Regions from separate parts of the Homo sapiens genome. Here region 2 is linked to region 1. Evidence: chromatin loops called from intact Hi-C (ENCODE). Cell type or tissue: Caco-2. All regions are shown on one strand. Links, peaks and the distances in the headings refer to the core of each region. The heading gives the core; the rest is flanking DNA.

Evidence for each region. Peaks named below come from ENCODE experiments on the same cell type or tissue, not always from the same donor. Only the 100,000 strongest peaks of a DNase experiment are listed, where the experiment ranks them.
Region 2: it touches region 1 in a loop (4-fold over the local background); 3 of 110 quality-filtered maps call a loop at or near these places.

Annotation. Positions count from the first base shown.
Region 1 is chr1:38,967,633-38,970,544 of GRCh38, reverse strand. No RefSeq gene overlaps it. Among named protein-coding and RNA genes, the nearest start is that of AKIRIN1, 22 kb to the left of the region's middle. In Caco-2, for the core only: no CTCF peak of the experiment used is centred there; DNase peaks (open chromatin) are centred at 984 and 1,274.
Region 2 is chr1:38,917,979-38,920,890 of GRCh38, reverse strand. RHBDL2 (rhomboid like 2) reads left to right here. Exons shown (of 8, transcript NM_017821.5): 2 at 1,554-1,924. The coding sequence starts at 1,679. It overlaps LOC105378662 (a long non-coding RNA gene), which reads right to left. Exons shown (of 2, transcript XR_001737994.2): 2 at 1,362-1,717. Among named protein-coding and RNA genes, the nearest start is that of RHBDL2, 22 kb to the left of the region's middle. In Caco-2, for the core only: no CTCF peak of the experiment used is centred there; a DNase peak (open chromatin) is centred at 1,610.

The DNA.
Region 1 (2,912 bases), core at 114-2,613:
CTGGCTAGGCACAGTGGCTCATGCCACACACACACACACACACACACAAAGAAAGGAAAAAAAGAAAAAGAAAAAGAAAGAAAAGTGTAATCCTAACACTTTAGGAGGCCAAGGCAGGAGGATTACTTGAGGCCAGGAGTTCAAGACCAGCCTGAGCAACATAGCAAGACCCTTTCTCTAGAATTAAAACAATATAAAAAATTGAAAGAGAAAAAGAAAGGCATACCTATAGACTAATGTGATTCTAGAAAAAGCAAAGTTATTATATGACAATTTAAAGCAAAAGGAAGGTGAAGGATCTACCACTGGAGAATTTAATGCCAACCAAAAATGGTTTGGCAATTTTAGAAAGAGTTTTGGCTTAACAAATGGCTGGGCGCAGTGGCTCATGCCTGTAATCCCAACACTTTGGGAGGCCGAAGTGGGCGGATCACCTGAGGTCAGGAGTTCAAGACCAGCCTGACCAACATGGTGAAACCCCCTCTCTACTGAAAATACAAAAGAATTAGGCAGGCATGGTAACAGGCACCTGTAATCCCAGCTACTCGGGAGGCTGAGGCAGAAGAATTGCTTGAACCCAGGAGGCGGAGGTTTCAGTGAGCCAAAATCACGCCATTTTACTTCAGCCTGGGTAACAGAGCAAGATTCCGTCTCAAAAAAAAAATCAAGATAACATGAGAAGCAACTTCTGCCAATGAAGAACCAGTAGATGTGTTTCCAGATGCCATTACTAAAATCACTGGCCAAGTACACTGGCTCAGGTCTGTAATCTCAGCACTTTGCGAGGCCAAGGTGGGAGTATCACTTGAGCCCAAGAGCTTGAGGGCAGCCTGAGCAATATAATGAGACCCTGTATCTACGAAAAAAAATTAAAAAATTAACAGGGTGTGGTGGCACACACATGTAGTCCCAGCTAGTCAAGAGGCTGAAGCGGGAGGATATCGTGAGCCCAGGAGTTTGAGGCTGCAGTGAGCTATGATTGCACCACTGCACTCCAGCCTGGGTGACAGCAAGACCCTGTCTCTCTCTCAAAGAAAAAAAAAAAATAATTGAGCAGAAAAGACATCTGCCTGAACAGGTTTTGAATACAGATGAAAGTGCCCTATTCTGGGAAAAAAAAATGCTACAAAGTACATTTATTAGTAAGTAAGAGAAGTGAGTAGCAGGATTTAAGGCAGGAAGAGATAGGCTAACTCTACTGTTTTGTGCAAACACTTCTGGGTTTATGATCAGGACCGCCCTTATCTATAAAGCTGCTAATCCCCACGCCTTGAAGGGAAAAAGTAAACACCAGCTGCCGGTCTTTTGGTTACACAACAAGAACCCTTTTTCTAGATTGATTCCATTGATGCTTTGCTGTGAAGTCAGGAAGTAATTTGCCAGTAAGGTACTGCCTTTTAAAATTCTTTTCATATTGGACAATGCTCCTGGCCACCCAGACCCCATGAGTTCAACACCAAAGGGGTCCAGGGGTTCTACTTGCCCTCAAGCATAATGTCGTAATTCAGCTTTTAGATAAGAGGTCATAAGGACCCTGAAGGGTCATTACAAGCAGTACTCTATGGAAAGTATTGTCAATGCCGTGGAAGAGAACACGGCTAGAGAGAACATCATGAAAGTCTGGAAGGATCCCACCATTGAAGATATCATCGTTATTACAGAAAAAAAACATGAAAGCCATCAGGCCTGAAACAATAAATTCCTGCTAGAAAAAAATTGTGTCAAGATGTTCTACATGACTTTACAGGATTTATAACAGAAACAATCAAGGAAATAATGAAAGAAATTGTGCATATGGCAAAAAAGGTGAAACATAAAGGATTCCAAGATATAGATCTTGGAGAAATTCAAAAGCTAATAGACACCATACCAGAGGAATTAACAGGAGATTTGATGGAGATGAGTGCTTCTGAACCAGTGCTAGACAATGAGAAAGAAATAGAAGGCCGGGCACGGTGGCTCACGCCTGTAACCCCAGCACTTTGGGAGGCCGAGGCAGGTGGATCACAAGTTCAGGAGTTGGAGACCAGCCTGGCCAATATGGTGAAACCCCAGCTCTACTAAAAAAAATAGAAAAATTATCTGGGTATGGTGGCAGGCACCTGTAATCCCAGCTACTCAGGAGGCTGAGGCAGGAGAATCGCTTGAACCTGGGAGGTGGAGGTTGCAGTGAGCCGAGCTGGCAGCACTGCACTCCAGCCTGGGCAACAGAGAGAGACTCCATAAAAAAAAAAACAAAAAAAAAAAAAAAAGAGAAGAAGATAGAAGAAGTAATTCCAGGGCCAGGCATGGTGGCTCATGCCTGTAATCTCACCACTTTGGGAGGCCGAGGTGGGCAGATCACCTGAGGTCAGGGGTTCGAGACCAGCCTGACCAACATGGTGAAACCTCATCTCTACTAAAAATACAAAATTAGCCGGGCGTGGTGGTGCATGCCTGTAATCCCAGCTACTCGGGAAGCTGAGGCAGGAGAATTGCTTGAACCCGGGAGGTGGAAGTTGCAATGAGCCAAGATAGCTCCATTGCACTCCAGCCTGGGCAACAAGAGTGAAACTGTCTCCAAAAAGAAAAAATGAAAAAAAGAAATAATACCAGAAAACAAGTTGACATTAGACAGTCTGGAAGAAGGGAGACTGCCTTTGGCTTCTGGGTTGGTTGGTTTGTGTGTGTGTGTGTGTTTTTTTTTTGTTTTTTTTTTTTTACTTTTAGAAACAGGGTCTTACTCTGTCATCATCCAGGCTGGAGTGCAGTGGCACAATCAGAGCTCACTGCAACCTCAAACTCCTAGCCTCCTGAAGGGATTCTCTGGCCCCAGCCTCCTGAATAGCTAGGACTTTTATGACATGGACTCTTCCATAATATGGTCACTGAAATGAAAGCAAATGGTGGAAAAAGGATTGGTACCATATAGA
Region 2 (2,912 bases), core at 221-2,720, 50 kb after region 1:
GTAATCCCAGCACTTTGGGAGGCCGAGGCGGGCGGATCACGAGGTCAGGAGATCGAGACCATCCTGGCTAACATGGTGAAACCCTGTCTCTACTAAAAATACAAAAAAAAAAAAAAATTAGCCAGGTGTGGTGGTGGGCACCTGTAGTCCCAGCTACTCAGGAGGTTGAGGCAGGAAAATGGTGTGAACCCGGGAGGCGGAGGTTGCAGTGAGCCGAGATCACACCACTGCTCTCCAGCCTGGGCGACAGAGCGAGACTCTGTCTCAAAAAAAAAAAAAAAAAGAGAAAACTTGTACAGGGATGTTCACAATAGCGAAAAGGTGGAAACAACCCAAATGTCCATAAACAGACGAGTGGATAAACAAAATGTGGCGTGTCTATACAATGCAATAGCATTCAGCCATTAAAAAAAGGAAATTCTAGGCCAGGTGTAATGGCTCATGCCTGTAATCCCAACACTTTGGGAGGCCGAGGCAGGTGGATCACTTGAGGTTGGGAGTTCGAGACTAGCCTGGCCAACATGGTGAAACCCTGTCTCTACTAAAAATACAAAAATTTTCTGGGTGTGGTGCCGGGTGCCCATAATCCCAGCTACTTGGTAGGCTGAGGCAGGAGAATCGCTTGAACCTGGGAGGCAGAGGTTCCAGTGAGCCGAGATCGCACCACTGGACTCCAGCCTGGGTGACAGAGCGAGACTACATCTCAAAAAAAAAAAAAAAAAAAGAAAACATGTGAAGGAAGCCAACCACAAAAGGCCACATACTGGATGGTACATATGTATTGTATGATTTCATTTATGTGAAATATCCAGTATAGGTCAATCTATAGACACAGAAAGCAGATTAGTCGTTGCCAGGGACTGTGGTAAGAGGAGAATAGGAATTAACTGCTTAACAGGTATGGGTATGGGGTTTTTGTTTGTGATGAAAAAGTTTTGGAACTAGTGGTGATGGCTGCACAACATTGCAAATGTACTCAATGTCACTGAATTGTACACTCTAAATGGTTAAAAACAGGGCCGGCTTCGGTGGCTCACGCCTGTAATCCCAGCACTTTGGGAGGCCTAGGCGGGTGAATCACTTGAGGTCAGGAGTTCGAGACCAGCCTGGCCAACATGGTGAAACCCTGTCTCTACTAAAAATACAAAAATTAGCCAGGGAGGGTGAAGCAGAAGAATTGCTTGAACCCAGGAGGCAGAGGTTGCAGTGAGCTGAGATCTCGCCATTGCACTCCAGCCTGGGCAGAAGAGCAAGATGACTCCACCTCATAAAAAAAAAAAGAAAAAATATATATTATATATTAAATGGCGAAAATGGTAAATTTTATGTTATGTGTATTTCACCACAATTTAAGAAATATGTAATTTGAGGCTTGGAGAATTTAATTAAGTGATTTATCTGATGTTAACTTACAGCTGATACATGGTAGAGCTGCATTTTAATCTCAGTCATCTGGCTCTTTTTAAAACAATTACATAGAAAACTTTATTTTGGGCCATTTAGGAGGTTTAGATCATTTTGATCATCTTCAGCTGTCTTCTCTTCACATACAGGAAAGGCCTTGGAAAGCAGTCGTTGCGCCAGACAGCCCAGGGAAGAGCGGCAGCCTGAGGACCTAGGGCCACCTGCTGTTCCCTGGGATTCATGTCCTTCTGGGGAGGAGGGAGGACCCAGGACAATGGCTGCTGTTCATGATCTGGAGATGGAGAGCATGAATCTGAATATGGGGAGAGAGATGAAAGAAGAGCTGGAGGAAGAGGAGAAAATGAGAGAGGATGGGGGAGGTAAAGATCGGGCCAAGAGTAAAAAGGTCCACAGGATTGTCTCAAAATGGATGCTGCCCGAAAAGTCCCGAGGAACATACTTGGAGAGAGCTAACTGCTTCCCGCCTCCCGTGTTCATCATCTCCATCAGCCTGGCCGAGGTGAATGGGGAGCGGGGTGGGCACCGGGGTAAGTGGCATGGGGAAGCTGGGAACAAACTAGGGGTCAGATCTAGATCTAGAGAAGAGACTGGGAACATGGGAGAGAGCTTCGTGGGGATGGGGACAGCACACACCTCACCTCTGCCTCTGCTCTCCCCACAGCTGCCTTTGAGGCTTTCCCTATACTCACGGTCACTGCCAACCCAGGGTGGAGTTTCATTTGTCAGACAAATCTGCCCAGCTGTGGCTGCAATTTCAGTGGCTTCCTTTCATTTTAGTTGTGAGGTCTTTAGGAAGCAAATCATTCTGGGGTTGCACAAGGGCTTTCTCTCATGAACCGATTTAGGCTGGTTGGTAAGGCATTTCTGGGACCCCAGGTTTAGAAGTGTTATAGAATTCTTCTGAATTTCAGTAGGAAAAAAACGGGATCCTTTAACAATGTCTACTTCAGGCAGCACGTGGTGTGTTTTCAGGCTCTGATCTAGTCAGTCCTCTTGTTTTCCAGAAAAGACTGCAAGGCTCAGAGAGGTGGGATGACTATCCCAAGGTCACATCATAGTCACTGGGCCAGGATGAGGCTCCCCTGTACCTCGTGGCACCTAGTTTTTTCCCCCACACTTGATGTCCTATAAAGGAACTGGCCAACCATGGCTGCCTGTGGAGTGTGACTTCAGGGGCATTAGGAAGTTCCTAATGTAACCCTTTTAGTTCCCACTGATGCACTGATGCCTCAGCTTCCTTATCACAAACTGTATTAGTCAAGAGTTCTTCAGAAAAACAGAATCAATAGGTGTGTGTTCCCTGGGGGAAGAGAGATTAATATTTATTTTAAGGAATTAGCTCAAATGATTATGGAGACTTGGCAAGTCCAAAATCTTCAGGGAAGGCTGGCAGGCTGGAGGCCCAGGGAAGACTTGCCATTCAAGTCCAAAGGTAGAGTTCTGCTGGCAGAATTCCCTTTTCCTAACAGAGGACAATCTTTTCTCTA